4 separate regions of the Homo sapiens genome follow, and all the other regions are linked to region 1. Evidence: chromatin loops called from intact Hi-C (ENCODE). Cell type or tissue: IMR-90. All regions are shown on one strand. Region 1 has its middle 7.7 kb from the start of DCTD. Region 2 overlaps TENM3 (teneurin transmembrane protein 3). Region 3 has its middle 37 kb from the start of LINC02500. Region 4 has its middle 260 kb from the start of TENM3-AS2.

The links. Hi-C counts contacts between places; a loop is a spot of excess contacts. Peaks named below come from ENCODE experiments on the same cell type or tissue, not always from the same donor. Only the 100,000 strongest peaks of a DNase experiment are listed, where the experiment ranks them.
Region 2: it touches region 1 in a loop (3-fold over the local background); 4 of 110 quality-filtered maps call a loop at or near these places.
Region 3: a loop joins it to region 1, with 10 times the contacts of the local background. A loop is called at or near these places in 7 of 110 quality-filtered maps.
Region 4: a loop joins it to region 1, with 3 times the contacts of the local background. A loop is called at or near these places in 7 of 110 quality-filtered maps.

The regions. Positions count from the first base shown.
Region 1 is chr4:182,921,122-182,929,121 of GRCh38, forward strand. No RefSeq gene overlaps it. Among named protein-coding and RNA genes, the nearest start is that of DCTD, 7.7 kb to the left of the region's middle. RefSeq lists a silencer at 4,242-4,444. In IMR-90, CTCF peaks have their summits at 4,361 (motif pointing left) and 7,136 (motif pointing right); DNase peaks (open chromatin) are centred at 1,950, 3,050, 3,560, 4,360 and 1 weaker place; H3K4me3 peaks cover 963 bases; H3K27ac peaks cover 1,440 bases.
Region 2 is chr4:182,450,321-182,458,320 of GRCh38, forward strand. All of the region lies in intron 3 of TENM3 (teneurin transmembrane protein 3), which reads left to right. Among named protein-coding and RNA genes, the nearest start is that of TENM3, 210 kb to the left of the region's middle. In IMR-90, no CTCF peak of the experiment used is centred here; a DNase peak (open chromatin) is centred at 4,271; H3K4me3 peaks cover 196 bases.
Region 3 is chr4:181,298,055-181,306,054 of GRCh38, forward strand. No RefSeq gene overlaps it. Among named protein-coding and RNA genes, the nearest start is that of LINC02500, 37 kb to the left of the region's middle. In IMR-90, a CTCF peak has its summit at 3,876 (motif pointing right); no DNase peak of the experiment used is centred here.
Region 4 is chr4:181,565,885-181,573,884 of GRCh38, forward strand. It overlaps a transcript of TENM3 not described here. Among named protein-coding and RNA genes, the nearest start is that of TENM3-AS2, 260 kb to the right of the region's middle. In IMR-90, a CTCF peak has its summit at 3,856 (motif pointing right); DNase peaks (open chromatin) are centred at 777 and 3,867.

The sequences.
Region 1 (8,000 bases):
CAGAGGGAGACCCCATCTCAAAAAAAAAAAAATCTTTTTTTTCAATGAAGATCAATAAGGAAATGTTAACATGGCATATGCACAAAGCTGGGTGTTTTGCCGTTTTTTATTAATAAATATTTGTTGACTAAATAAATGAGTTAATAGAAAATCATTGTTCTATGCCAAATTGTTTGGAGCATCTAACTCATAGAGAGAAGTCTTTGTCTGTGAACTCTGGTTCTACTTCCCTATCCGCCTCCTTTTTCTCCTTGCAATTCATAGACCTGGAGAGACATTTGATAAGTGAGACATTGGGGCTGGTGGGTCAGGGAAACAAGAGTGAACAGTATCATTTTAAGGAGGCATGGATCTCAGTCCTAGGATTTGGGGCTTGGCCTGAAAATGACCATCTCTCGTACAGCAGAGCTGAAGGCGGAGGGGAAGGCTGTCTCCTCTTTCCTGGTGTGATGCCTCTCCCCATGACTTCTTTGCTTCTACAGAGCTGAACTTGTAGCCTCTTTCATACACAACTGGTTGAAGTGGATGGAAATTACATGTCTTATTGCTTCTTAAAAGAAAAAAAAACATATTAAATCTAAAAGAAATGGGCAATTTTCTCGTACCACTTTCTATTTCTGTGTAAGTTACCAAGTGCCAATCATTCTTACTTTTTAAAATTCACATTTGTCAAGCAGCATGTAAGCTTTCAGTGTTGTACAAGAAAAGATAATGCTTCATGTGGAACAGTCACTTACGCTATTCTGTGAAAGTGCCTAACCTGAAGAGAATGTATCAGATTGTTGGCTTTATAGAAATGTTAATGATTTCATTAAATTACACCCTCTACGCTGGGGTCACCAAGGAACCTCCTAAAGGGTAATCAACAAGGTATTACGGTTCTGGATATAGAATTCTTTATTGACATCAGAGTCACCACTCATTTTGCAGTGTGTATTTTAACTGGTGTAGCAAGGTGAATGCCTAAGAACCATTGTAAATGAAAGTCCCTGTGAAATTGTAGTTGGGAGCTAATGGCCATCATAACCTGCCTGACGTGTTGCGCCTTCCCTCAGCTAACTGGAAAGCTCACTGGGTGTGAACCTCTGAAAGGAGAAGGCGCGAATCAAATTAACATTTTAGTATTGTGGCACACCATGTATGTGTATATTGAAGATAACACCTGTGATCCTACCACAACAACAATCTGTTGTTAATGCCATGAGGGAAAAAGTCATCTTCCACAGTCAGGAGCAAACAAAATAAGGGAGGAACCCTATCCTATGTGAATGACTGTTGACACTGTTCACAGTAAGCAATTCAAAGCTTTGATTCAAGAGCTGACAGAGAGCAACAAGGCAGTACCGAGGCCAGAGTTCTCCAAAGGCCCCATTTCTGATGAACCTCTGTCTGCTGCAGTGTTTGATAGACAACTTGAAGTGATACAAGGTAGGGAGCTCTCAGCCATGAAGCATGATCCTAGTAATGCTATCTTCAAATTAGCCCTGGATTGAGTTAAATATCAACCAAAGGGAGTGGAACGGCCCTCATGAAATCATCCCTAAGAGAATGAGAGAGATCTAATAGTGTGGTGGTTACAGTAACCACTAACCTGCAAGAAAAATCGATATCTACACTGTGTTAGAATCACACCAAGGGCTCCTGGAGCCGAGCCATTTCAGTGAAGAATAAACCAGGATTCATTAGAGTAGAAAGTCAGAATGTGGTAGGAGGTCAAACATAAATACACCCCGGGCTGTTTCGTCTGCAAACCCAAGAAGATGGTCTTCTTTCAGGATCCGAGCATTTTTTAAAAGCATGGAATTTACAGAGCTGGGAAGTGACCTTAGCAATCATTGAGTCCAGCCCCTTCTTTTTACAGATGAGGAAATAGTGGCCCAGAAAGATGACTTGGCTCGCTCCCATTCACACGGCTGCTCTGGTGAGATTTCCTCATGCCACACTGCTCATGTCCAGCTTTGCAGTCCATGAATCAAAACACAACTGTTTATTGAGCCTCTCTGTGGAAGGCACTCTGCCAAGCTTTCGAGGGGCGTAAAGAAAGCCGCATCAGTCTTCTCCCTCTCTTTGCCGGAGAGAAGATCAAACTACATAATAGGTTACCCAAGATTCAGTGGTTAAGTGGCGATGTAAGACAACAATAAAAGAGAGCTGTCCCAAAGCAGAATATGATTGTGTGTGTGTGTGTGTGTGTGTGTGTGTGTGTGTGTCTTCTACCTAAAAAAGCCCCTTCTTCCCACCTAGGAAGTAGGTTATAAAGGCAGGGGTTTTCCTGTTCCCTTTATTATTACTTCCACTTAGCACAATATTCAGTTGTGTTTATACCCCAGTTTCTGTTTTGGAAGGAGTGCGAGATACACTCGCTGCAAGGAATGGGAGCCTGCATATGGAGCGAGAGCTCAGGCAGAATTACTAGCATCGCAGCCTTAAGTATGAGAGGTTGCCCTAACCGGAGCCTTGCACTAGCTAGGGAGAAGACTCCATCTGTATTGGTTTCTGGAACAAAGCCCAGACAAGGCAGAGTCAGTGCCATTTCTTTGCATTCACTAAATATTAAATGTTCATATGTCCTTAACAAAATTGTAGCCCCCAAGAACCATGGAATTTCAGTCAAAGAAACATGCATACATGCACATGTAGATAATCTTTCTGCTTTGTACTATTCGACCCGTGTTGAAATCCCAGGGATAACATTGCCTTTCAGATAAAGTTTGACCATCATATTACCCACACACAAAAAAGCATCACATGAAATAAAGAAACAGGAGCATGTGGTACACCCTCCAGGACTGGAGAAGAAGGTGGCTTGGTCTGGGTTAGAGACTGATAGCTAAAAACTAAGTCTGGCTGCTGAAAACTAGCCATATCTACTCAATAATGCACATGTCCCCATGGAAACTCCTTATCTTGCCTTCCACTCCGTTAAGTTTTCATATTCATGGCTCCCTGTGAAACCTAGAGAAGTATATTTCTTGAAAGTCTTGGTTAGTAGCCTGTTCACTTCCTTGCTATTCTCATGGCAAAGTACCAACGACGTGTGTCGGCAAAGAGCGAGATAGTGAGTTTACATTTTAGAGTGTAATTTCCTTATGAAGCCATCCGTTTTGTTTGTAACAGTCTGACCGTTCTAACCAGCTTCTAGGAGCCAGGCGCCAGGACAGAGGAAAAGAACTTCATTTTATTAAAATGGTGGCAAATTCGATTAGCGATTTCAGTGGCACATTAAGCAGGTTATTATTAGACAGAACTGACATTTCACATGCAGGCATATTCTTTACTTGAAAGTCAAGTGTCATTCAAAAGAGGGAGAAATTATTTAGGATTTTTGAAAACCTCAAAGAAATCCCCTGAAAACCTCTCCTTATAAATGCCTCCACCTGTTGAGGAGTCAGGGCTAGAACTGATGACTTTGATTTCTCCTTGATGCAAACAATGATACCAGAATGGAATGGCTCTGGGGAGTGCTCATAAGCAGTGGTCAGGAAAGTGGATTCTCCTTCTACATCCGTAGCTGGACCCCAGTGCTGACGGGCCTCGCCGAAGGGCGGTGTGATTCATTCACAGGGCACACCACAGAGAACTGCCCCTTCCTCCATCCAAACAGAATCATCCTCCTGCTGTATATACAGATATTGCAGCAGTCACTGAGATACTTGAAGAGTTTTTCACTGCGTCTGCCTTTGGAGGTACACATTTGGCTCGGCAGAAGCTAAACATTTTTAAGAGCACAGTAAGAAATAGGCCAGAAAACATGAAAGCTTTATAGCTTTTTAGAAAACTTGATGGTCTTGCTGGTACAGCTCCCTATGATATGGTTCAGTTGTAATAGCAATGGAAAGTGTATCAGTGCAAGCTGCTGATGAAACATCAGAAAATGTAGCCAAGGGTCTTTTAAACACATTCAAGAACTGTTCTTTTGAACTGTGCCTCTTAGCCTTGGAAAACCTCTTCAAGATTTTAAACAGGGCCCCTGGATGAACTATAGAGTGAGAACCTGAAATTATCTTGTGCACTGGAATCAATATCAAGCAATATTTTCTCTTTGAGAGAAATTCAATCTGACAGAAGGGAGTAGGAGCAATAAGGAAACTGGGACCCTGGCTGAAATGCTTGCCTGAGAAACACGCGGCAAAGCAGTACAAATTAGGTGATGTCACTAAAGTCAGAAAACCATAGTGACAGAATAAAATGTTATCTGAGCTTCAGAATACTTCATTATCACTACCACAGGTCACTAAGCTTCACAAAATGCATCCATCAGCCTTGATAGCCATTTGGAGGCCGCCGCTGGTAGCTAGATGGCGCAGCAGCGGAACACAGCCCCTCCACCTCAGGAGACCAGGGTGCAGCAGAGGCCTGGGCGCACAGAGCAAAGTTTGTTAGTCTCAAAGTGCTCTCTAGTGGCCATATGAACATAAAATTATCTGAAGCAGGGAGTCACTTGGGGAGAGGATTTAGAATTAAAGGGCTGTTGCCGAGCCTGTAATCCCAGCTATTCCAGAGGCCGAAGAGAGAGGATTGCTTGAGCCCAGGAGTTCGAGACCAGCCTGGGCAACACAGCGAGACCCTACCTCTAAAAAGTTCAATTTTTTTTTTAAAGATTAATTTTGGAAAGCAAGGTAGAGTCGCTTTCCACTGCAATCTACATCTCCTGGATCTGGGGGAACAGTTTATGAGCAACTTGCCTTTCCCAACTATTGTGCTGCTACCCATAAAACACTTATAAATTATTAAACTCAGCTGTGTGATTTCTAGACTGGATATTAGAGGTTTCTCAAATTCATGGGGAAGCATTTAGGTTTAAATTCATCCTTGCAGATTTCTAGGAGTTTCATTCATGAAGGGTATTTCTGAGTAGACGGTGAGGTACATTTATCCTGTCCATCTGTGTGACATGCAGAAGCTCTGTGCTGTGATCCAAAGCCACCTTGGCTGTAAATGTAACTGTTTAGGGAATGTGATAAGAGCCAGCTGCTAAGCTTGGTGGGAGGAAATCATTTCTGAAGCACCCACATATTCCAGGTACAGTCTCTTATTTTATCACTAGTATTCATTCAATCCTCACAAAAACCTTCTGGTGTAGGAATCATTATCTCTCTTTTTTTTCTTTTGGCCCCCAGATAAGGCAGGGGTTTACAAACTTTACATGTAAAGGACCAGAGAGTAACGATTTTAGGCTTCGAGGGTCACACGGTCTCTGCGTCTCTGCAGTGTGTGTGCATCTACTCAATTCTGCTGTTGTAAAGAGCTGTCAAGGACATCAACAAATGAGAGTGGCTATAGCCAACCAAACTTTATTTATGGACTCTGAAATGTGAATTTCGTCTAATTTTCACATGCCTCAAAATATTGTTCTTTTCTTGGTTTCATTTCAACCATTTAACAATGTAAAAACCATCCTTCCCTCAAGGGCCATGCAAACATGGGCAGGGAGGCCGTGCAAACACAGTGGCCTGTGCCAGCCAAGGCAACAGTTAGTTGTCAAGTTTGCCGAGTCCTGTGATGAGGAACCAGAATCCCAGTTTGCAAGTCAGTACGTGGTGGCCTCAGTAGTCCAAACAGCTGACTGTGGCCCAGGTTGAACTGGGAGTCATCGGTGGACATCAGCCCTCCTCCTGCTATCCACCCTATGGTAATGCTTTTTTTTTTTTTTTTTTAGAAAAAGAAAATTTAATGTGTACTTCTCTAGGAAGAGCCAAGCAAAGACAAAGAAAGACAGAAAACAGCACTGTGGGAAACCAATCTGGCACTAAGGAATATGTACAGTGGTGCCAGGAAGACTACTATTTAGGACTTTATAAAGACTTCTGAATCAGATGGAAGGCACAGGTCCCAAATTCACAGGGCTTCCTATCATTTAGGAAATCCATTAGAAATTCATGGAAACACAAATTTAAAAGCTTGCAGGCATATATCCAATCACATTCAGCAATAGGGAAATACATATAATAAGAATTGCTTCTAGGACCGGGTCTCCAATCCCCAGCTAATTTTTTGTATTTTTTTAAGTACAGACAGGGTTTCACATGTTGCCCAGGCTAGTCTTGAACTCCTAGGCTCCCGCGATCCACACACCTTGGCCTCCCAAAGTGCTGGGACCACAGGCATGAGCCACCACACCCGCCTTATTTCTCTAGAATTTAGAACAATTTCTACAATGAGCTCTTAGGCTATTTAGCAAAAGAAACACAGACTTGTTCAGGAGGATGGAGCCCTCACTAATGGGGTTCATTGCCGAGATCGTGCCACTGCATTCCAGCCTGGGTGACAGAGCAAGGCTCCGTCTACAAAAAAAAAAGAACTTTTCTTTTTCATTGAGAGAATGGGAAAGGTAAGTTATAGCAAAGAAAGAGCATATTATGGAAATGATAAAAGACATCTTCAGTATATATAAAGAATTCCTACAAATCAATAAGAAACAGTCCTACAGAAAAGTTTGCAAGATACTTGACAAACTTGACTTTACAAAAGAGGGCACAAAATGGCTGATAAACGTGTTTGAAATGTGCTCAGAGTCATTGGTCATCAGGAAAAGAAAATTAAAACTACAATGATATATCACTATCCTTATCAGATTGGCTAGAATGCCTAGAATTTAAGACTGAAGACATCAAGAGCTGATGTGAATGAGTAGGAGCTGACAAGTCTACTACACTCCTAGTGGGAGTACACATTGGCAGAATCTCTTTGGACAACTGGCCTGATCTAGTGAAGTTTAATATATGCATCCTCTGCGACCCATCCTCCATTTCTAGACATAGGCCCACAGAAACGTGCACACATGCGCACCAAGAAACGTCTTTCTATTATTGTTCATCATAGTCAAGAAACTGAGACAACCCAAATGTTCATCAACAATAAAGTGATAAATTATGGTGTATTAATACAACAGAATACTATTTAGCAATAAAAATAAGTGAACTTCTGGTACATGTCACATGGATGAATCTCACAAAGATCATACTGAGCTAGGGACACTGTGCCAGGTATTTAACTGTTGTCTTCCTGCTTCAAGCCCATCCTTTTATTCTCTGCTTGGCAATGCTGAGACTAGGACTCTGCAAAGCACATTTCTGCTTTTCTAGCTGTCTCTCTGCTAGGTTCTACCAATAGGGGGCACCAGAGGGAGGCCTCAAGGCTGTGAGGAAGACGTGACTGGCTCCTTCCTGGAGCATGGGTTGTTTTCCGTTTTTCCTCCATCACACACACAAAGAAAGCATCATTGCATCCCCTTGGAGGTCTGGGCTCTGACTCCGCAGCATCCCTCCTCTTGCTGTTCTCAATTTTAATAGTTCCAGCTTCTTTCCTTTGTCTCCCCAGTCCTAGAGGTGGTAATTGCACCCTGACATTGCTACCTACATACCTCAGTGTCTCTTTCTCTCTGTTCTGTAATACCCAGTTAGGAATTCATTATATTAAATTATCTCTGTTAAAATAACTGGTGTGGCTTCTAGAACCTGTTGCCACCAAATACAAAATAATAGCGTATGACTCAATTTATTAAAAATTTAAAAAATGGGTAAAACAAGGGGCACTTCTAGAGAGAATGGAGGGAATCTCCATCGGGAAGTGAGTGAGGTGGTGGCGGTGGGTGTGCTGTGTTCTGTTTGTTGACGTGGGTGATGATTACCCACGTGTATTTTCTTGTGACAATTCATTGCACTATTTGTTTATGCTGTGCATTTGCCCTTGTGTGGTTTTTACTTAAATTAATAATAATTTCTTAAATTCCTCAAACTTCCGCCGGGCACAGTGGCTCATGTCTCTAATCCCAGCACTTTGGGAGGCTGAAGTGGGCGGATCACCGGAGGTCAGGAGTTTGAGACCAGCCTGGCCAACATGGTGAAACCCTGTCTCTACTAAAAATACAAAAATTAGCCAGGCTAGGTGGTGCGTGCCTGTAGTCCCAGCTACTCGGGAGGCTGAGGCACGAGAATCACTTGAACCCGTGAAGCAGAGGTTGCAGTGAGCCGAGATCACCCACTGCACTTCAGCCTGGG
Region 2 (8,000 bases), 470 kb before region 1:
AGCTAACTTAACTAAGCCTCCCTCTCAGCCGAATATTTTAGTGCAGCATGTACTGGTCTGTGCCCCACATTGTTTTGTTTTTGTTTTTTTTTTCCAGCGGACTCCCAGGTATTAAAATGCGACTGCAGCGTTCAAAACACTCTAGGCAGAGGCCATCTGCTATAAGAGGTTAAAAAACTTGAGAAATGTTGGTGTTATCCCATTTTATACTGTGATTTACACAATGTGATGATGAATTTGAGATCCGCTATAAAGTATGTTTAATTTAAAGAGGTGGTGATTATACATTAACTGAGAGACTGAAACTCACAAAAATATGAATGCAGGTGGTTCACCTGGTTCCTTTCTCTCATCTTCAGAGACTAAGTGTTAAAAAGCTTTAAAAAATTGGCTGTGAAAGACTGAAATTAGGGTACATTCTAGACAAAGAGGGAGTCACTTGATCTCTTATTAGCTGTGAAGATAGAGAAGAATAGTGCTGTATAAGAGCGTTACCTTCCTTCTTCAGGACATGATATCTAAAATGAGTTGTTTAATTATGAGGAAAAAGTTAAAAGAGTTGTACTTTTAACAATGACAGTTGACATCAGGAAAAGATAGAAAGGCGCATTCCAAATGTTTTTAATGACTAGTTTCTTAACCTGTTGTATTGATCATTAATAAGATGTGAATGGACGTATTTCCAGAGTATGACATGGCAGTTTGATTTCTTAGAAACTGCTCGGTAGCCCTGCATTTTACCTTGTTTTCTTGCCTTCTCAGTAGTTTATCATTGCAGCACATTATAGTAAATATGGCCATAATTCAAATGATATTCTTGTTATTATGTAAAAGCCCTCTTTTATAAAAAAATATTTAAAGTATTCAGCAGATTTTTAATTACCAAATAAAATCATACTAAATTTTGGCTGTTGCGTCACGTTTCTTAGATAGCAGTGGCCTAGTGTGGGGCATAATAGAATTTAATTCTTCTCGAAGATTTAGAAAAAGAAAAGCGACTTCACATGGACTCTTCTACTGATGTCTGAACACTGATTTTCAGTGTAATATCCTTGTCTAAACATTTAAACTAAAGCTTTTTGTGGCTTCTATTTACTGTTAGTTTTTATGTTCCTACATATTTTTACTTGGTTAAAGGGGTGCACAGGATCTTCTGGCATCTGGAATAATACATTCAATTTTTCACGGGACTCCTTTCTTTCATAACGTAGGCAAGTGGCAAAGGAGGCACTGTCTAAATACAGTGATCCTGATAATTAATGCTGTAAAATAGATTAAAATGCTGTATTTCAGGTATTCATTCCCTTAAAAGGGCCACCAGAACAGCGTTGCTAAGCACCCGTCACTACTGCAAGTAACAGAAAATGACCCAAATTAAAGAACCTGTTCTAAGCTGTATTCTTGCATTTTCTAAAGTTCATTTCAAAAGATTTAACAAGACTCATTCAATTAGTGGGGAAAAAAGATCTGTTTTCAGCTCTGATCAGCAATTAAGAGACTGGGCTTTGGAACATCAGTTCTTTATGTTTATAATTTATTTCGTTTGGTAGGCTTTACTTTAAACAATTGTGAATAAAGATTTTTAACAAGCCACCTTTCTAGCAATCCAGATGTAAATGCTAAATACAGGACAATATATTTGTTTTAAATTTTTATTAAAATGAGTTATTTTATAGTAACTTTGCCTCATTTAAAGAAAGTTTAAATTTCACACTAATATGATATATTAATGCTTTATTATGGATTTCTTACTCTGTGAAAATCTATATGTATACATGCACACATACAGACATATGTAGTTTAGATTAAAGGATGGCTGTAATTATTCTATCTTATCATAGATGTGAGTGCTTTAGCACCTAACACTTGAGAAATAGGATGTTCTTCCTTAAGGATATTTGAATGTTGTGGGAAAATGGTACCATGAAGGAGATAGAATGGTTTGGTGAAGAAAGTAAATAAATAAATTATTAGGAGCAGAAGTTTTCTTTTTAGATTTTTTTTTTGGCAGGGGACGGGGGGCGGGGGGGTGTCCAGTAAACTGTACCCTTCTGGGTTAGACCAGAACTTCTAAGTAGTTGTGGCCAAATGGTTAGATCTTTCAGTGGCCTGGTTCTTAGCTAACACAACTGCAGTCACAAATACAAGCTGCGGAACTTCCTGGCAGAGAGAAAGGAATGAAAGGATAAGGGCTATTAGAGGAGTGGGAGAGAGGAGCAGGCGGGTTCCCAAAGGTTCAGATTAGGATCATTAGTGAAATTTTTTGCTGGATCACTTTGATCTAGACAAATCTAAAGCATATAAATATGGATTTTAAGTTATGAATGATAAGTGCTATTTTGGCTATAATCACGTGAAGTGATTCATATCCAGAAACATTGACTGTTTTAAAGCCCAAGTAACACACTTCTTTATTCTAAAGAGATGTTTTGCATTAGAAATTTATTATGCTTAGATTTATCAATTTGGTATGACAGATAGTTCTAGCAATAGATAATGTGCAATAAATAAAAGTTGTATAACTCTTGTTGGAGTTTTGTCTGAGATGAAAAGTTATTCTAATACTCATTTTTGCATAAGGCCTTTTGACCTGAATTGAGTTCTCTTGTTGGGTATTTGGAATACCTTGTCTTCTGATATGTCCGAGTTTGGTTTTCCCTATAAAGAATAACAATGTGTGTACTATAGAGATTATTTTTATATGTGTATATATATATATATATGCATACATATATAGCAGGTTTGAAAGGATGGTATTTTCATATTTAAGAAACCAGTTGTTTTAGGATTGTTGTTTATACATTGATTTTTGTTACAGACCCAGCTCTTCAGTTGAAATCCTATGTATTTAAGTTTTGAAATGTCTACTCTTAATTTTTACTGTTGAAAGTAAAAATTTTACTATTGGCAGTTGTTTTGCAGGTTGAAAACCACTACCTTTTTGGTCTCCCAGAAACAGTTTATGCCACAGATGTTATGTTGGTACGATGGTAAATTCATTTTACAAGGGAGGAATAATAATTGAAAAGTACACGCAAATATTTGTGGGCATGTCACATTTAAATAATAGTTAAATTTGGGAAACGACATACTATAGTATTTAAAAGAAAAACAGAGTTTCTCTCTTAAATGTTATCATTCCCCTCACTTAATATTAAATAGTGTTTGACATAAATGTCTTGGTTTGTACATTGAGGAGGCAGAATATATTACAAAATGTAACAAAATGACTAATATGGGACTAACATAAAAAACACTTTAGTCTTTTGTGGTTATATATATTAACTTAAAATTTGTAAAAAATTAAAACGATGTGTGGAAGTTTCAGTGAGTTGTTTTCATCCTGGTTTGTGCACAGTGCCTTTTTTTCCTTAACCTTAAACTGCAGGGAGAGATGGGGCCTGCTGTCTAGAGACCTGTAAAATGTAATCTGGATCTCTTTTTATGCCTTTTCTTTTAAATAAAACAAAATTACCTTATATAACAAGTTTAACATTGTTAACCTTTTATAATTATCTAACCATTATTTCATTTTACCTCCTGCTTCAAAGTTGTAACCTTTTATAATTATTTAACCATTATTTCATTTTACCTTCTGCTTCAAAGTTGTACATTAGCGGAGTAGACACCTGGCTGAGCTCTTAAAAGTTTATTTGGCTTTCAATTCCTGTGATAGTAGGGGGCAGTACATCTCCTTAATTATCTTTGTTCAGGGAAATGCTGAAAGGCCAGGGTAGTTAAACAAGGCCATTTGGATTTGTGAGGTCGAAGTCAGATGCAAGGAAAGTGGTTAAATGCATTATCATCTTATTGAGCCCATCATCAGTAAAGTGACCTTGATGGAGGTGGAAAAAGCCATTTGGCTATTTTATGACAGCCACCCCTGCTTGTTTTATCATTTACACATTTTTACATATGGCTTTATCATATTCTTTCTTTTCGTTTTCAAATATTATTTCCTCTGATTGTAGATCGTCAGAATGAAGGTGAAAATTAAAATTAGTTTCTTTTTAATGATAGTTAGAGTTTCTTTCATAAGTGTGTTTCATACATCGATTTATATGGAAATACCCCTTCATTAAAAATGAAGGTGATCAGGTTAGCTAACCATTCTGTATTTGCTTTTAAGGGTCTTTTAATGATGATGATTAGTCTTTTTGCAAAGAAGCTGCAATTCTGCTACTTTTCAAACTGTTTTTAAGCTAGTAAGAGGAAAGACTTGCCAACCTCGATTTTAGCAGTGGGAATAATGTTTGTTTTAACAAGTGCCTAAGTATGTTTACTTGAAAGTTATTCAAGTTTTAGTAGTTCTATTGCTGCCGTTCTGGAGTCATCACTTCCATTACGAAATTAAAACAAAGTCATAAGATTTATAGTTTATATTTCTTAACTTTATGGCCAAGATTTTCCTTGTGATGTATTTTATATCAACTCCAATAAAATGGCATTCTTGCTTATATGTTTGAACAAGTATTGTTCAATAAGAGGAAGAGTTTTATTAAACGCAGTACAAGAGCTAACGTTTTTGGAAACTCCAGTTAAAGCAATTAAGTGCTGCATACAAGATTTTTGTTTTCCTAGGCAAAGCTGTGAAACATTACTGATTGGAGTTTAGCGTATGCTTCACTTTATACTGAATTCTCTTTTGTTACAATTAATGGGAGCTGAGTATGAATCTTTTTATCATATGAAAGAAAAAACTGGCCCATTACCAAAATACCTAAAATAATATTTCATACTTTATTGGAGATATCTCCTTATCATCATGCTATGAATTATGTAACACTAAAATCTCAGGGACTCAAGATCATCAAAAATAGTTCGTTCAGGAGAGAGTCACATTTTCTTGATCAGAAAGGACTTATTTGTTTAAGAATCATTTATTTAAAGAACAAATTGGATCAAAAGGTGTTTAAAATGAAGTATAAACTCTCATTCCCCCACTCTGTTCCCACCATCAGGGCCCAAATTCAAGCTCTCTTCAGTTCTCCTTAGACTAAGCTTTCCATTTGGGTTGCCCTGCCTTCTGCCTGTCTTTTCTTTAATCCAGCCTCCACACTGTCGTCACAGTTGTCATTCTGAGTTGTGTTTTATCAGTCCCTTGGTGACCATACCTCACCCTCTACTGCTCCTCCACTCCCACCTTCGCACCAGTATTTTCGCTGGTCGGTGCTGCCTGTGCCCCTTCCTTGCATCTCACAGAGTTTCCAAGAGCTGACTTGCATGGTATTTCTTTTTTTTTTTTTTTTTTTTTTTTTTGAGACCGAGTCTCACTAGGCTGACCAGGCTGGAGTGCAGTGGCATGATCTCGCCTCACTGCAGCCTCCGCCTCCCGGGTTCAAGCGATTCTCCTGCCTCAGCCTCCCGAGTAGCTGGGATTACAGGCGTGCACCAACACACCCAGCTAATTTTGTGTATTTTAGTAGAGACAGGGTCTCACCATGTTGGCCAGGCTGGTCTCGAACTCCTGACCTCAGGTGATCCACCCGCCTCAGCCTCCCAAAGTGCTGGGATGATAGGCATGAGCCACCGCACCCGGCCTTGCACAGCATTTCTTGTGGCTCCTCCTCCTCTCGGGCTTCCTTAGCACCTGATTCTTATTTCTGTGAGCACTTAACACATTATCCTGTAGTCATTTGTTTACATTTCTGTCTCCCCCACTAGGGGGACAGGTTCTTTCAGAAAACCACTTTGTCTCATTCGTCCTTACATACCAGCACTAAGCATGATGCTAAGAAAATAGTTATTCCATAAGTCTCGAATGCTTATTGGATGAGTACACTAAATATAATTTAATTTTGTGGTGATGGAAGGTCATTACAAACATCAGTTATTTTATTGTTCTGTGTGAAAATATAATGGCTTACATAGGAGCTGATAAGGCTGAGTATCCCTGTCTAACTGGCCTGTCCGTGCTGTCAGCTTTCACTTCTTACTACTGCTCTGTCATCAAACAACACAGGTTATTTTGTTGTTGTTATTGTAATGTATGAATGAAATAAGAACAGAAAGGTTCTGAGTAAAGACTCAGAGCTAATTTCATTAACTTCATTAGTTTTGGCTTCTCTGAAGACCTTTTGGCTTAATGCCTCCATTTCTTTGCATTTTCTGTTGGGTGAGATTTTGGGGTAGCTAAGTTCCGATAGGTGTTAGGTGTTTAGGTGAAGCAAAATGTTAATTTCCACAATGAAAAGAAGTTCATTGAAGCCTAACAGTAAGTTTGAGTAAGAAAAAAATGTTAACTTACATGTACAGTTAACTTGAAATGTATATACATTGATAAAGATACTCATGATTATAATTTTTTAAAAACTGGTAAACATCATATCTAATGCAACTCTCTTTGGATGACTAAAGTAGGGAAGAGATAATCTTTAAGATGATAATTTAGAACAAGAATCAGTACACCTTCCGTGATTGTGTTACCAGAAGATTAATAGGTGAGGAATGTTGGAAGGACTGACAAATGTTTTGCCGTCGAGAGATTTACAGGTGAGGAGTACTAGAAGAAGAGGAAAAGAAACTCCGTATTTCTGCTCTCTTGCTCCATCTTCATCTACCTTAAGAACAAAAACAGCTGGGCCCGGCATGGTGGCTCATGCCTGTAATCCCAGCACATTGGGAGGCCGAGGCAAGTGGATCACCTCAGGTCAGGAGTTCAAGACCAGCCTGGCCAACATGGAGAAACCTGGTCTTTACTAAAAATACGAACAAATTAGCCGGGCGTGGTGACATGCGCCTGTAATCCCAGCTACTCGGAAGGCTGAGGCAGGAGAATCTCTTGCACCTGGGAGGCGGAGGTTGCAGTGAGCCGAGATTGTGCCACTGCACTCCAACCTGGGTGACAGAGCAAGACTCTGTCTCTCAAAAAAAAAAAAAAAAGAACAAAAACCCCACAATACTCTAAAAACCAATTTTACTTTTTCCTGAGAAAATGAATAGAATTAGAGACTTTTAGAACTGAAGATAATCTTCAAAATTATGTAATCCAGACTGGACATTTTCTAAGAAGAGAAGCCAAGGCCTAATAATAGCTGACATTTATTATTTACTGAAAGATAAGCATCTGTGTTAAACCCATTATATATGATTTCATCTCATCTTCAGAACAACTCATGAAATTAAATACTTTTATGATCTCTATTTTAAAGATATGGAAACTAAGTCATAGAACAGTTAAGTTGGTTGTTAGTGAGAGGTTTGAACCCAGACATGCAAATACCTAAATCATGTATATCTTTTTTTTTTTTTTTTTGAGGATAGACCTTGTCTCGATACCTAGACTGGAGTGCATTGGCATGAACACGGCTCACCACAGCCTCCAACTCCTAGGCACAAGTGATCCTCTCACCTCAGCCTTGCCAATGGTTGGGACCACAGGTGTGTGCCACCATGCCCAGCTAATTTTTTAAATATTGTTTTGTAGAAAAAGGGTCCCACCATATTGCCTAGACTAGTTTCCTAGCTCCTTGGCTCACGCAGTCCTCCTGCCTCGGCCTCCTAAGTGTTGGATTACAGGCGCGAGCCACCACATCCGGCCTGTCTTTCTTCATTACTGAATTCTGCATCCAGTGCAGTTGTCAAATTAGGTTTTGTTTTGATTTTAGTCCTAAATTTTGCTTTACATGTAAGTTCTATTTCCTATTCTAGAATAGAAATATGATACCAGTCTATAACTTTTCATAAACGTTGTAACCATTGGATGTTACAAACATTCTCATATTTGCTCAAGGCAAATCATTTAATTTATCAAGTGCTTATTGAGGCAATATATGTTTTGTATTGTTCTCCTGTTTTTGTTTTTAATTCAGATTTTTTAAATGAGGTGTGATCATCTATGGTATAGCTAATGTCCACTCTCTGATTAATATCTAGCAAGGATTAGCATCATTGATTTGAAAATTAATAGATTATGCTTTTATTGACATTTCTATTCCCCATTGAATGGCTTGTTTATTTAATTGATGGCTAATGTTTTTACTATTAAAGGCTATTAACAC
Region 3 (8,000 bases), 1.6 Mb before region 1:
TACCAGTACCATGCTGTTTTGGTGAGTATGGCCTTATAGTATAGTTTGAAATCAGGTAATGTGATGCCTTCAGATTTGTTCTTTTTGCCTAGTCTTGCTTTGGCTACACAGGCTATTTTTTGGTTCCATATTATTTTCAGGATCTTTTATAGTTTCTGTGAAGAATGATGGTGGTATTTCGATGGTAGCTGCGTTAATTTGTAGATTGCTTTTGGGAGTATGGTCATTTTCACAATATTGATCCTACCTATCCATGAGCATGGGATGTGTTTCCATTTGTTTGTATTGTCTATGATTTCTTTCAGTAGTGTTTTGTAGTTTCCCTTGTAGAGGTCTTTCAATTCCTTGGTTAGGTACATTCCTAAGTTATTTATTTATTTATTTATTTATTTGTAGCTATTGTAAAAGGGGTTGAGTTCTTGATTTGATTCTCAGCTTGGTGCTGTTGGTATATAGAAGAGCTACTGATTTGTGTACATTAATGTTTTATCCAGAAACTTTGCTGAATTATTTTATCAGTTGTAGGAGCTTTCTGGAGGAGTTTTTAAGGTTTTCTCTGTATACAATCATATCATCAGCAAACAGCAACAGTTTGAATTCCTCTTTACCGATTTGGATGCACTTTATTTCTTTCTCTTGTCTGATTGCTCTGGCTTGGACTTCCAGTACTATGTTGAAGAGAAGTGGTGAGAGTGGGCATCTTTGTCTTGTTCCAGGTCTCAGAGAGAATGCTTTCAACTTTTCCCCATTCAGTGTTATGTTGGCTGTGGGTTTGTCATAGATGGCTTTTGTTACATTGAAGTATGTCCCTTGTATGCTGATTTTGCTGAGAGTTTTAATCGTAAAGGATGATATCACCTTATTCCTGCAAGAATGGCCATAATAAAAAATCAAAAAATAATAGACATTGGTGTGGATGCAGTGAACAGGGAACACTTCTACACTGCTGGTGGGAATGTAAACTAGTACAACCACTATGGAAAACAGTGTGGATATTCCGTAAAAAACTAAAACTAAAACTATCATTTGATCCAGCAATCCGACTTCTGGGTATCTACCCAGAGGAAAAGAAGTCATTATGTGAAAAAGATACTTGCACATGCATGTTTATAGCAGCACAATTTGCAATTGCAAAATTGTGAAACCACCCAAAATGCCCATCAATCAATGAGTGGCTAAAAACTGTAGTATAAATATATACGATGGAATACTACTTAGCCATAACAAGGAATTAATTAATGGCATTTGCAGTGACCTGAAAGAGATTGGAGACTATTATTCTAAGTGAAGTAACTTGGGAATGGAAAAGCAAACATCGTATGTTCTCACTCATAAGTGGGAGCTAAGCTGTGGGGATGCAAAGGCATAAGAATGACACAGTGGACTTTGAGGACTTAATGGAAAAGAGTGGGAAGGGGCCGAGGGATAAAAGACTGCAAATATGGTGCAATGTATACTGCTCGGGTGATGAATGCACCAAAATCTCACAAATCACCACTAAAGAACTTACTCATGTAACCAAATACCAGCTGTTCCCCAATAACCTATGGAAATAAAAAACTTTTTAAAAAAATGGTAGAACCTTACAGTGTAAGCTCCCTCATTGAAAGGCATGTAATACCTGTACCCTGCCTGGCCCACAGCATGTATCCAATATACAGCAGTTAACTTTTCTTTCCTGCTCTCTCCCTCCTTTTACCTCAAAGAGTTTTTAAGTAATTAAAAGAAAGATCACTCTAATTTTTAAAAAAACATTTGGAAGTGTAATCTAGGTAGCAATTTATCACAAAAACTTTAAAATAATTTATTTTTACTCTATTAAGTCTTCCATTAGGCTACAACTTGTCAATACAGCAAAGTTTCCTACTTCTCCTGATGACAGACATATTTAATCCTTTTAGTATAATGTGCTACAATGAGGTTCATAAAACTTTGAGTTTTAAAATGATTGATATACCTCCTAAAATGACCTCCTGCCCATGCTCCTTGCCAAAAAATTGATTAAATTCACATATTACATTTTTTCTAACCCTCGAAAGTAATAGGAATCATAAAATAATAATTTATAAAGAAAACCTGTAGGTCTAATTCTCTTTTTTTAAACTAGATTATATTCTAAATATTTATTAGGCAATTTCCTGGGGTTAAAAAACATACAGAGAAACTTAGATTTTTAGACTATCAAAAATAATCTGCTTCAACTTTAAATTGGTACAGTCAAATTTAAAAATAATTACAGCATTAAACAATATTCCTTTTCCAGACTCTTCCCTCTGTCATAACACAGGAATTTTGGCTTCCATCTATCCAATCCTTATGGTAATTTTAAGTTGTCAGCATGTTAAACTATTAAGTTGAAACAATAATTCTTTATTTTTTTAAACTAATATTCTGTCTAAATTGCTTCAGAGCTTCAAACTCAACATGTTTAAAAGAAACCTCTCAGTCATTCAATATTTAGTTTCCTAAGTAATTTTCCTTCTAGGCAGAAAAGTAATTGGTCTCAGAAGCTGATTTTGTTCTCCCTTCTTTGCACTGGCTGCCAGAAAGCTCAGAACCAAATGTGCGGTTAATGTATATGACCTAGAGTACGCATGTTGTTTATCAACCTCACTCCAAGCTTCCTGCTATTTTTCCTGTACTTATATTCTAATTTCCTTACTTGTCTTACTTTGCACATTTTGTGATTATATTCTGTATTTATATGTCACATTAAATTGCTTAATTTTTTAAGTTGGGTATAAATACACTCAAAAATAAATTAATTCCACTAAAGTTGACACTCCCTGCATTGTTCAGCTCAGTGCCTCTAAAGACATGATCCCTTTGTCATCCTTGACCTTACCTTTTCTTCATTCCCACATTCAATGGTTGATAAAATCCTGGAGTTTCTAACACTTAACTCTCTCTAAAAGCCTTCTTTTCGCTTTAGTGGTACCATCATTGTCTTAGTTTGGAAATTCAATTGCTTCTGCCTTGGTCTCTCAGATATTGTCTCATCGCTTCAAAACATCTTTTATACTGTTGCCAAAAATGGTTTTTGAAAAAAATGCAAGTCTGACTACACATGCCACAGTTACAATCACAAGAAAGTAACATAGTCACAAATAGGGTGTACTGCTTGGCTCTTGTTTTTGCTGAATCTGTGACTCGTGTTTACCATCAGCCATGTGTTCTCTTATAAATAGGTATTTGTAAGAAAAACTATTAGGCTTGCTTTTGTAAAAGCTAAAATGCACAAGACAGGATTTTATTAGCCTGCCGCAATAAGAACATTTATTAATTCAGAGAATCTCAAAAAAAAAAAAAAAAAAGGGGGGGTAGAGGAAGGGGCTGAAAAGGCAGAGGGCTGCAGTTTTATAGAGGCAGATAGACAAGAGGATCATCCAGAGTCGTAATGGAGTCATGGAGAAGAATGGAGATGCCTCTCATGGAAGCCACTGAGGAAGGGCAGAGCTGGGAATATGCTAGACCAGAGCATGCCCTGACAGCCATTTCTGGGAACACAAAGGCGTGGAGGTATTTTGGGAAGGGAAGGAAGGACGGGGAGATATCATAACCATCACTGTTTTCCAGGAACACGGGGTTCATGTAAAGTTGGATATTGTCATTATTCATCCATCTTGTGAAATTGAATGTCCTCACATTTCTTTTAAAACTGCACAGAAATGAAAACAGAAAGAAATGGCAATTTCCTAAATGTCCCCTGTTGTTCCCCTCGCACAGCCTTATATAAGTGGTACATTTTCATCTTAAGGGGAAGGCCGAATATACAGAGATATCTATAAGATCACTTTCAGAATCGCCAGTGAAGGGAAGAAGAGGGAGTGGTCCCAGGAAGTTGATTTACTCAAGGGACACCCTCTTCACCCCAACGCCAGGTGGCGCTGATGGAAATGGCTAGCAGGCCACACTTTGAGAAACCCTGGCCCAGAATATCATCTATCTTAACCTTTGCTGTAATTGAAATTTTCCTTTTACGTCTCACTTAATAATCATGAGCACTATGAATCCCTGTAACTCAGGCAAGAAGAAAGAATTCTCCACTGCTGATGGAGCTATTGTTTCAGATCATACCATTGATTAGGGATCAGGAGTCGTTTAGTAAGCCTCTGGTTTCCAAAGTAGCTTAAGCTCTAATTTCATAGACATTAAATCATCCTGGATTCCTCCCTCTTAATGGCATGTTGGCAGAGCAGTTATAGCTCACTAGAGAGCAGGCTTGCCTCAGCTGTTACTGCCTCAGCCAGGTGGTCAGAGGAAAAATGAATTTGCTTACCTGGGAAAACAGGTTGCCTATAAATCAAAAGAGGTCAAGTTATGTCCACCAGATGGAGGTTTTAAAATCTTAATGTGTAAGTTAAGATATAATGGATTACAGGAGGTGAGATTTTAGTAAGGTTGAATCATTTTGTTGCCTTCTGGGATGGAGGGGGAGCGAAAGGTTACTGTTACAGTGAACAAGAATGAAGTCAGATTTTCATCCGAGGTGACCTAATTACCAAGGATGTGATTCTGACTCATTAATTTTCAAAATCATATCTAATTATTGGTATGGCTTACTGAGGCTCAAAAATGTGTTTTCTAAGTGTATAGTATCTTTTCCATAAGTACTAGATTTAGGCATGTTATAAATATTGTGGTTTAAGAGGACTCTAAACAGTCAAGAAATCTCTTTCTCTGTTTCTGTCTCTCTCTATCTCTCTCTGTCTCTGTCTCCCTCTTCTTTCTGTCTCTTTCTTGTCTGCTAGTTCTTCAGCCCTGGAAATGTAAAATGAAGGGTTACAGAAAACAAGAAGAATCTGTCAGTTTTCTCTTTCGGGGCAATTAAAAAATTGATATATTATTTAACATAAAGCTTTGATGGTAACTGTGGATATCATTTATCCATATTATCTCACTAGAGTTAACTGTAGGAACACATTTAGCCATGAATGACTTTTTACTCTGAAAGAGTAAAGTCACAAGGGAAGCAGAAACAGTCCATGAGTGACAAAGGATATTATCAAAAATGCTTATTTATTCCAGTGTGTGAATATGGTATGTGTACAAAACAAATAATTTTGAATTATTTTAAAGGTTTATCCCAGCTGGGAATTATGCATCTCTTATTCCGTAACTTGGCCTTTTTTGTCTTGAAATTTCAATGGTATACTTGTTTCTCACCACCTTTTTTAGAAAAGTGTAAAAACTTACATAATAACACTTGTCTCCTGACATACTGGAGATGTTTCCCATTTGACTCTCTGCTGTTAACCGATGAGCTTAACATCTTGCTACCCTGAGATGCCCAGCAGAGAACATGACTTTTTTGTAGGGGAAAGGACACTTGAGTATGTGGGTCTTTCAGTACGCAGATTCCTCATAGGTCTCTTCACGTAAGTTCTTCTTTCCCTAACTTAAATCCTTAGCTACCTTTAAAATATCACACATTTGTATTTCAGACCTTTGTTGAGATGTTTTTCTTTTGACTTACAACTTTAAAGTTCTTCCACATAAAATAGTCTATTTTAAAAAATTTAAATTTTTGAAACATATTAAATCATTTGATAGATACTATTACCCTTAATGGGAAGGAAAGAAATAATACACACCTTTAATTTTCTTTAGTAAAGTGAATTTTAATGAGAACAATGGAAATGGGAATTGTGATTCTAGGTGTGACTCATATTTTGACACAGGTTTCTGACTTGAAGTCATTTAATCATATGTACTTTTAATTCATGTGGATTAGGGTTAAAATTCATTTCTTTAGCTTATTTTTAAGTAGTTATAAAAGTGAAGGTGAACTTTTATTTTTATTTAGATTGAAATTATTATTTTCCGTTATATTTTCAGACTTTTAAACTAAGCATGAAGTCCCTCTACTTTTCTATGTTCTCATCTTAGTTCTATGGGCATCAGAGCTGAATTGATTTGTAGAAAGTTCCTTAAGCAGACCGATATTATTCCTGCAAAGTAAATCCATATTAATATAGATAACGAGGTATGTAAAGAGATGGATTTAGTTCTCAGTATTATGCTTGAAGTGAGTCGACCTCGGAAAAATTGAACATGAATGCTTCACCTCAATGAGAATGGTTGTCTGCGCAGTATATACAATTTTTAGTCAGCTATGTAGGTCCATATCTATGACCCAGAAAATATATGTACCAGCTCATTTGCCTGATTCTTTGATATTCTGTGAACATGCTGAGCCAAAGATGAGGACATGTTCTATCCATAATAGTCCATTTGCAAATAAATGCACAGGCTTGTTATGGGAAACATCATTTGTTGCCTTGCTTGCTTTGGGAAGCACCATTTGTTGCCTTAGCAAACAACAAATGATGTTTCCTGCCTTTGAGTTTCCAGTTACATTACTGGAATAAGCCATTGGCACAATCAGAAATATGCTTTCGCTACTCTGTATTTTCTTTCTACAAGAATTTAGAGAATTCAAGGACAACAAATGATATGATTCCTCATTCAACAGCTCAGTAAAGCATGTCCTTAGCATATGCCTTTGAAACTGAAGAGATAAAATCGGGAAAATTAAATTTACTTGTATGAATTATTTCTTAAAATATATAAAAATAATTGGCAATCCAAGTATAATTTTTAAATACTGCCACTGAGACTACTACAACTATTCCCATTTCAGTATCTCTTGTTTTGATGAGCAGTAGGACAAGCTCTTCAGTTGATGATGTTTTTCCATACTAAAAAAAATGTGTATGTTTCCTTTGTCATGTTTGACATATATGATCCATTCTGCCAATAGTTTCAGCATCCTCGCCACTGTAAATGATCATTTCATTGGAGTAAGTAAAGGGAAATCACCAGACCTTGAAAGACAAACCTATTGAACAGTATTTTGATTAATATACTGATTTTCTATTGTAGAAATGAACAATGAATATTTGTTGTAGAAATAAGAATAAATGATTATATGCATTTTTCTGATTAGAATATAAAAGAATGTAATTAAAGGATTTACCAATATAACAAACAGACAAACATGGGTGCTATGGTTTGAATATGGGTTATCCCCACCAAAACTTTTGTTGAGGCTTGGTCTCCAATTGAGCAGTATTCAGAGGTGGTACTTTTGAGAGGTGATTAGGTCATTAAGATGCATCAATGACTTTCTGGTGAAACTAGGTTAGTTCTCAAGGGAAGGGTTTCGTTATCACAGGAGCAAATTAGTCAGCTAAATAAATCTCTTTCTTTTATAAATTACTCAATTGCAGATATTCTCTTACAGTGACAGAAAACAGCCTACCATACATCATAACGCAAGTCTGTTGAGGCTGGTGAAACAAAATCTGGTGACTATATCACATTAATTTTTGATGATGCTAATATTGGTGATGATAATGACAGTAAGCACACATAGCAATTTGCTATTTGGTAGGGATTCTTCTAAGCATTTATATATAAAGTAATTTAGTTACCAAAATTATCCTAAGAGGCAGGTACCATTATTGTTTCTATTTTGTGTTTGGAAAAAAAAGCTATAATGCATAGTTAACAACCAGCAGCAATGATGTTTTGAAAGGACCAGCTCTCACATCCAGCTCTTATTGTGTGCACCTCTATTTTGAAATCAATCTACTTCTAGACTTACTGTAAAACTCAGTCTTAGCTATGATGTCCATGGCTAGTAAAATTTAAACTTGGAATATGTTTAAATGTAAGGCTGTTGGTTGAGTAATTGCAGATTATCACCACCCAATGAGCACCTGTTGATTTGAATACCTACTGAATTGGCTGTGCTGAAGTATAACTGTGGCCTAAAGGTCTAGCCTTTTAAACTTCCTCCTTGTCGTTCTTAAGATACTCATCCTGATAAGCATAGTCCTCTGAAACGAATCCTACATTCAGTTTGTAACTCCTTCCAAGCAGCTCAGTTCTGGATCTGCTCTTTTAGACCCCCTTTTCTTTTCTGCAGGAAGAACAAAAGAGATTTTAGAGACAGTCCTTATGAAGAGCTGCTAGACAAGCGAACCATTTCCGCA
Region 4 (8,000 bases), 1.4 Mb before region 1:
GACAGGTCCAGAATGATAAAGTGCGGAAGTAATCACAAAATGTTTGTTGAATTAGTTAATTTAAAGTGAGACAGAAATTAATCACATACACATTGTTCTAAGTTGGAAAAAAAGGAGATAGAAACCACATACTACTACATGCAGAATACAGCAGAGTCCAACTATTTCCACAAAAACCTAGTTTCCCCCAAAGAGGTTTATAGATGTTTGGCGAAGAAAAAAAAATGTTTTGTATTAAAATAATTTGGGGAAATATAAGCTTAAATAAAATTAGAAAGAGCTGCTTCTTTTGCAAGATTTTTTAGAACTTTTAGTATACTAAGCAATATCTCCCTGAAATTGTTGATCAGGAAATTGTTGCTTTCTCCAGAACACTTACTAATATGCAATCAAACTAGTGTTTCAGAAAAACTGTTTGAGAGATACTGACATGAGAATTTCAGGAGAAATTTTGGGAAAGGGAACTAGACCTTTGCCAATGAACTCAATGTCTTCTAAATACATGTTTGGAAAAATAAAAATCTTTATTACTAAGCTGAATCTCAATCTTGGGCTTCTATTCTGCTTGATTGAAGAGCTCTCTCTGTAATCAATGACAGGTAAGCTTGATTTCAGGATATAATACCATCAGTTTGAGATTTTCCTCTTTCCCACCCTTCTCAGAGGGGCATCAAAGTGCTGGTGAGCTTCTGCAGGATCTCGTAGCATTGGGATAGCACATATGGTTCTCATCTGGTAACTGTCCATGCAGCGACCAGCTGTGGTTTACACAGGCCCGTCTGGTTTTCAGCTGTTGTTATTCTTCTCTGAGATGTCTGCCTCTGCATCTGGCTCTCCAGCCGTGTGTTCACACTACATCCACCACAATGTCACCTCCTTTTGATTAAGTGACTACTTCAGGTCAGCCAACTCTCTCTTAGCTAATTTCTGTGCTTTACTCAAACTGTGGAAGAATTAGGCTGCTTCGCCACATCACTCTATGTCCATGAGAAGCTCGGCGAAGCTGCCTAAGACCAGCCCTGCCTCTAATAGTGCTTGGATGCCAACAGGTACCAGGAATTGTCTGTGAAGATGCCATCTTCCGAGACTCCAAATAGGGTTCTGGCCTCCCAGAGCTTACCTGGGCATGAAGTCATTCCACCCTCTTAAAGAAAAGCTAGGTGGTAGTGGGGTTGGAATATGAGGGATTCGTGCAAATGATCCCGCTTTAGACACCATACTCTGATCAATAAGAGTAGAAATATACTCAGTGAATTTTAATAGGTATTATCAAAGCCTGTGGGCAAAGTGGAGCATACCTAAAAGCCTATCTCTTCATCATCACCTTTAAGGATCACCCCATCACCTTCAGGAACCTTTCATTATAACTCCTTTTAAGTTCTGCGCCCTTAGTAAATTCTAAAGATTTAATTTATAATTCGTAAAATGACTTTTCCAAAAATATTTGCATATATTCTGTTCGTGTCTCTTGCAAATGTAGAAACTTTATCTTGACTTAGATACTTTTAGCAAAAATGTGAAGCCTAATTAGCACTATAACACTAACATAAATTATTAACTCTAACATAAATTATTTAATTACCACATCAGGCAGACACCTTCAAATGGATAACCTTGTAACTAAGCAATACTAACTTTCCTCATAGACAGTTTCTACCAAAACACCAAAAGTGATTTTAAAAAAGAAAATTCTGACCTTAGGGCTAAATAAACATGTTGAGGTGACTTCCTTTGTTTCTCAAACTGTATCTCTTTATTTAAGATTAAGAATAAAGCAGAAAAATCACAGTATGTGTATCTTCATGAACTAGAAGTTGATAACAAGTTCTTTTTTACTCTTTTATAGAGTAAAAGGAAACTGATATGTTGTGTATGTGTGTGACACATGAGGTCTTTCTACATATAATATTGGATTTAGATAAATACTATTACTGCTTACCGTACAGTTAAGGAGACTGAGGATCTGAAAGGCGAAATAATTAGTCCAGGGTTATAAAACTATGAAGTTGTGGAGCTCATATCTTCATCTTCTGTTGACAAAGCCCATAGCACCTTTGGCCAACTTACTTGTCAGAGACGTGCTTTCTAAGAGATGAAAACAGAAAAAAAAATCATATATTACATCAGAAAATAGGAAATGCATTGTGTTTCTTAAAATACGAGTTAAGGAATGATCAAGCATCTAGCAGTTTTTCTCATCCTTTTTTACAGTTGACAGGTTTAGAGCCTGTTTTCTCCATAGGAAGGGTTGTGGGTAGTCACTCATGCCAACTAATACTTTTTTTTTTTTTTTTTTTTGACAGAGTTTGTCTTTTCTTGCCCAGGCTGGAGTGCAGTGGTGTAGTCTCAGCTCACTGCAACCTCTGCCTCCTGGGTTCAAGTGATTCTCCTGCCTCAGCCTCCCGAGTAGCTGAGATTACAGGCGCCCGCCACCACACCCAGATAATTGTTTTGTTTTGTTTTGTTTTTGTTTTACTATGTATTTTTAGTAGAGACAGGGTCTCACCATGTTAGCCAGGCTGGTCTGGAATTCCTGACCTCAGATGATCCACCCCTCATCCTCCCAAAGTGCTGGGATTACAGGCGTGAGCCACTACACCTGGCCGCCAACTATGTCTTTTACTGCTACCATCTTGGGGTCCACGTATCCTCATGCTTCCTCTTGCCATTGCAGACCCTGTGTGACCCACCCCAACCCCAAGCAAACTCCTCAGGGAAATCTGGTACCTAGGACCTTTATTCCCCCTGGAACTGTCTTGTGCTGACCTATTTCTTTCTCAGGCAATAGAGTCCTCGCAGAAAATCTGATACTTTATTCAGCACTTTGGAGTAGCTGGCTTAATAGACTGTCCCACACCAACAAACAGATCCCACTTCCCTAATCCTTTCCAAGCTCCCACAGATCTTGCCACTCCCAAGAGCAGGCTCGTCACTCCTGTGACACAAAGGGCACACATAGGTCATGCCAAGGCACCTATAAAGTTGTAATCCTTTGGAGGATTAGAGGAATGAGAGACTTCCACTCCCCAAGGGTAGGGATTATTGTCTGTTCTGTTACGTGTGTATCCCAAAAGCCTAGAACAGTACCTGGAACAGAGTTGGCACTTAAAAACTTAATATTTATTGAATGCAGAGTAATAGCAAGGAGAAAAGTAATAAAAGGTTTTTGCCAGTGCAGTGGCTCATGCCTATAATCCCAGCACTTTGGGAGGCCTAGGTGGGACCATCACTTGAGCCCAGGAGTTCAAGACCAGCCTGGACCACATAGTGAGGCCCCCGTCTCTAAAATAAAAAACAGCAACAACAAATGTGAGGTCTCCCTGCTGCCCTGCTCTTTCTTATTGTGTCTGGTCCTCCGAGGTGAGAACATGGTGTGCCTATAGTTCACCACGTCCTTGTTTAAGCTTCTCGTTGATTTCAAGTGGACTATTTGACCACGATAAGCCTGGAAATTAAAATCTGACTTATTTATATTCTAAATCCTGTTACTATTATACTGCAAGTTGTTGAAAGTGTTGTGCCTTTGTGTGTACATTTTTATTTCCATAAGTGGATAGAATAGAATGTAAGGATTGTAGAATCTCTGTCATGGTAAGGTTCAGCCCATTTTCTAACTCATTTTCCAGCCTGGGGTTGTTTCCCCTTTTTGCACTGGATTTCTGTCTTGCATGCTAGAATTTACCTGGGTTCTCACTGATGAATACACAACCAGTTAAGAATCTGAAAGGTGTACTAACCCTGTAAAAGTTGTATAGGCCCTAAGGTGTAGGCCTTTTGACATTTTCTGTGGTGTGTGATTTAGCCAGCCAATGAAATAATTTCTGGTCTCAGGATAGTTTTTCATCCTGCCACTAGATGTCAGGAACAATAAGAGTCAGCTTGTATCTATGTTACAGAAAAGAACCAGGCTCCAGAACTGTTTTCGTATCTTTCTCAGGACTGACATTTGTGTATTTGATAAATACTTACTGAGTACCTACTATGTGTCAGCCACAGTTTTAGACATTCAGGAAGAATCAGGACACAAAACAGACAGTAACGGACCTAACTAAGAAAAAGAGACTTTGTAGAGTTAGGAGGTGTGTGCAGGTAAAAGAGAGTTCAAGACCAGCCTGGGCAACCTAACAAGACACCATCCCTACAAATGTTTCTTTTTTTTTTTTTTTTTTTTTGAGACGGAGTCTCGCTCTGTCGCCCAGGTCGGACTGCGGACTGCAGTGGCACAATCTCGGCTCACTGCAAGCTCCGCCTCCCGGGTTCACGCCATTCTCCTGCCTCAGCCTCCCGAGTAGCTGGGACTACAGGCGCCCGCCACCGCGCCCGGCTAATTTTTTGTATTTTTAGTAGAGACGGGGTTTCACCTTGTTAGCCAGGATGGTCTCGATCTCCTGACCTCATGATCCACCCGCCTCGGCCTCCCAAAGTGCTGGGATTACAGGCGTGACCTACAAATGTTTCTTAAAAAACGTATCCAGGCGTGGTGGTGCATGCTTGTCGTTCCAGCTGCTCAGGAGGCTGAGTTGGGAGGATCACTTGAGTTTTAGAGGTCAAGGCTGCAATGAACCATGATCACACCATTGCACTACATCCTGGGTGACAGAGAAAGACCCTGTCTCAGCGACAAAGAAAAGAAACAAAATGAACGAAGGAAAGAAAGAAAGAAAAGAGAGAGAGAAAAAAAAGAAAGGAAAAGAGAGAAAAAGAAAGAAAAAGAGAGGAAGGAAGAAAGAGAAAGAAAGAAAGGAAAGAAAGAGAGAGAGAGAAAGAAGGAAAGCAAGCAAGCAAGCAAGCAAGCAAGCAAGCTTCTGGTAGGCAGCGGAGTAGGTAAAGGCAGAGAAGCTTCCTAAGGGGAATGCCAACAGGATTGGTGTGAGTTGGGGTCCTCTCTGAGGCACACAAGACACAATTCGATCTGCAAGACATTTACTGGAGGCAACACCTGTGAAGGGAAAAGGGGATGGAGCGAGAGAAGGTGGTGAAAGCGCTCAAGCCTCCGTGAAGTTCTGACCCTGTGAAATGGGGGAAGGCAGGAGCACTGGCAGTGGGGAAGAAGTGTCTTACTGTTCAGTGTAGATCTGACGTCCAGGCTGATGGGAGACACTGAGCCAACGTGGCCAGCTGAGGTATCTGTCTTTTAGGAATGGACCTACATTTGTCCTCTGCTGTGCCATCGGGAGTGTTCTGTGGATTTATGGTCCCCCTGGGAAGGAGACAGTGGATTGAGAAAGGAAGTAGCCGGTGCTGTTCCTCAATTGTGTTCGCCACTGTGGGATATCTGAGTAGTGCATTTCTTAGTGTCTTCGGAATTCGAGGAAGCTGGAGGCGGGAAAGTAGAAAGGAAAGGGACAGAAGAGCAACTACATCCGTTTCCTAGATAAACTATTGCTGGGTCCGTGAACAGTAACAGTGGCCATTCATAAAATGCTATTGATTGTTTTAATTATTTTATTTTATCTTATATATATTTTTAAAGACAGGGTCTCACTCTGTTGCCCAGGCTGGAGTGTAGTGATGCGATCATAGTTCACTATAACCTTGAACTCCTGTGCTCAAATGATTCTCCCTCTTCAGTCTCCTGAGTAGCTGGGACTACAGGTAGTTGCCACCACAGCCAGGTAATTTAGAAAAAACTTTTTAGAAACTAGGTCTCTCCATATTGCCCAGGCTGGTCTTGAATTCCTGGGCTGAAGAGATACTCCTGCCTCAGCCTTCCAAAGCACTGGGATTACAGGTGTGAGCCACCGTGCCTGGCCCTGTTTTAATTATTTTATTTACAACATTTTTTGTTATTGATCATGAGTAAATACAATTAGATATGAATTCTATATTTTTGAATAATAATTAAAACAATAAAATCAGGCAAATCAGCTGTTCCCTCTAACACCAAGCTCTGTTTTTATTAGGCATAACTTACAAAGTGTTTTGTTCCATCCTTTATAGTGTATGAAACTTTTACTAGATTTATAACAGCACAGATTGCAGTTTCTTGGTATATCTATTAATGTCATCTTCTTTTTCCTTTTAGAGGAAAAAAGAAGGAAAAAGAGAATATATGTATATATTTCACCAATATGATTATAGGAATCTTTATAGTGTATATTGGCTCAAATAAGAAGCAGGCATTTTTATCGCTGTAGCATAGTTCATCTTATATTTTATCCTTAGAGATGCTGCAAAAAATTTCAAACGATAGATTAACCACTGTTCTGATAAAATATGAAATTAAACAAGTTTATAAGCATTTTTCTACTTAGAAACTTCTATCAGTTTTAGAGATTTGGTTTAGCAGTTCCCAAAGTTCGGAATGCTTGAGTAAAACTTTCCTAAAAACAAAAGTACTGAACAAATGGGCTGAGAATCTCATGAGAAGAAACCTGTCAAGATTCTCAGTCCTTCCTACAGGGGCTCAGGGAGAAAATCCCAAAGGTAGGATTTTTATTGTTAAGGCATTGACACATTTTCTTCTTTTGAGAAACATATGAAAAATAAGAAGATATATAAAACATAATAAACTAAAGTAGGTCTATATTCAGTTAGAAAAAGAAAAAAATAGTGTCAAATGTTTAAGTTTCCATGTGACTGCCTTACAACTGTGGTAGAAGCAATATGCTCCTTAAATAGTTTTTCTTTCTTTGATTTGAACTTGCTACTTTCTTACAGTTTCACACTTTTTTTTGTCAATGAGTACATTCCTTATTGTTTTACTTTATATTTTTATTTTGATGGAACAAAGTATGTGTATATATTTATGGGGTACATGAAATACTCGCTACAGGCATACAATGCATAATAATGACATCATGGTAAATGAAGCATCCATCAGCTCAAGCATTTGTCATTTCTTTGTGTTACACACATTCCAGTTATACTCTTTTAGTTATTTTTAAATATATAATAAATTATTGTTGACTGTAATCACTTTGCTGTGCTATCAAATGCTAGACCTTATCCATTCTATCTAACTATATTTTTGTGCCCATTAATCATCCCCAGTCACCCCACCCTTCACTACCCTTCCTAGCCCCTGGTAACCATCCTTCTACTCTCTATCCCCATGAGTTCAATGGTTTTAACTTTTAGCTCCCACAAATGAATGAGAACATGTGAAGTTTGTCTTCCTATGCCTAGCTTATTTCACTTAACATAATGACCCTCTGATTCCATCCATGTTGTTGCAGATGACAGGTTTCATTCTTTCTTATGACTGAATAGTATTCCATTGTGTGTAAGTACCACGTTTTTTTATCCATTCATCTGTTGATGGGCACTTAGGTCTCTTCCAAATCTTGGCTATTGTGAATAGCGCTGCAGTAAATACAGGAGGGCACATATCTCTTGATCTACTGATTTCCTTTCCTCTGAGTATGTACCTAGCACTGGGATTGCTGGATCATATGGTAGTTCTATTTTTAGTTTTTTGAGGAACCTCCATACTATTCTCCATAGTAGCTCTACTAATTTACATTCCCACCAAGAGTGTACACAGATTCCCTTTTTTCCACATCCTGGCCAGCACTGCCTGTCTTTCTTAAATTTTTTTTTTAAAGAAATATGAATCTTGATGTTAATGTATAAAGCCACATGACTAATGATTACTGTTTCATTCAAGAAGAGGATAATTATGTGGTAATAATGATATAAACTGTAAATCCTTGCTAAAAAGATATGAATTAGTGAAAGCATGAAATATAGAAAACGAATATTTAAGGAACTAGAACAAGGCTAATATAGTGTCACCTGGCAGAGATTTCTCTGTCTGTCTGTCTCTCTCTCGTCTTAATGCACAAATAATTTGCTGCCAAAATTTGAACCCAAACAATAACAAACTCAGGTTATATTAGAAAATCAATACTTTAATTTTTAATACATGTTTAGTGATTAAAATATTTTATTCTTTTAAAACAAAAACAGATAAGCATTAAAATTATACTCCTATTCACACCCTCTATGTGCTGAGCAAACCCCCTTGCTGGTACAAGTATATTCTTCAGAACAAACCT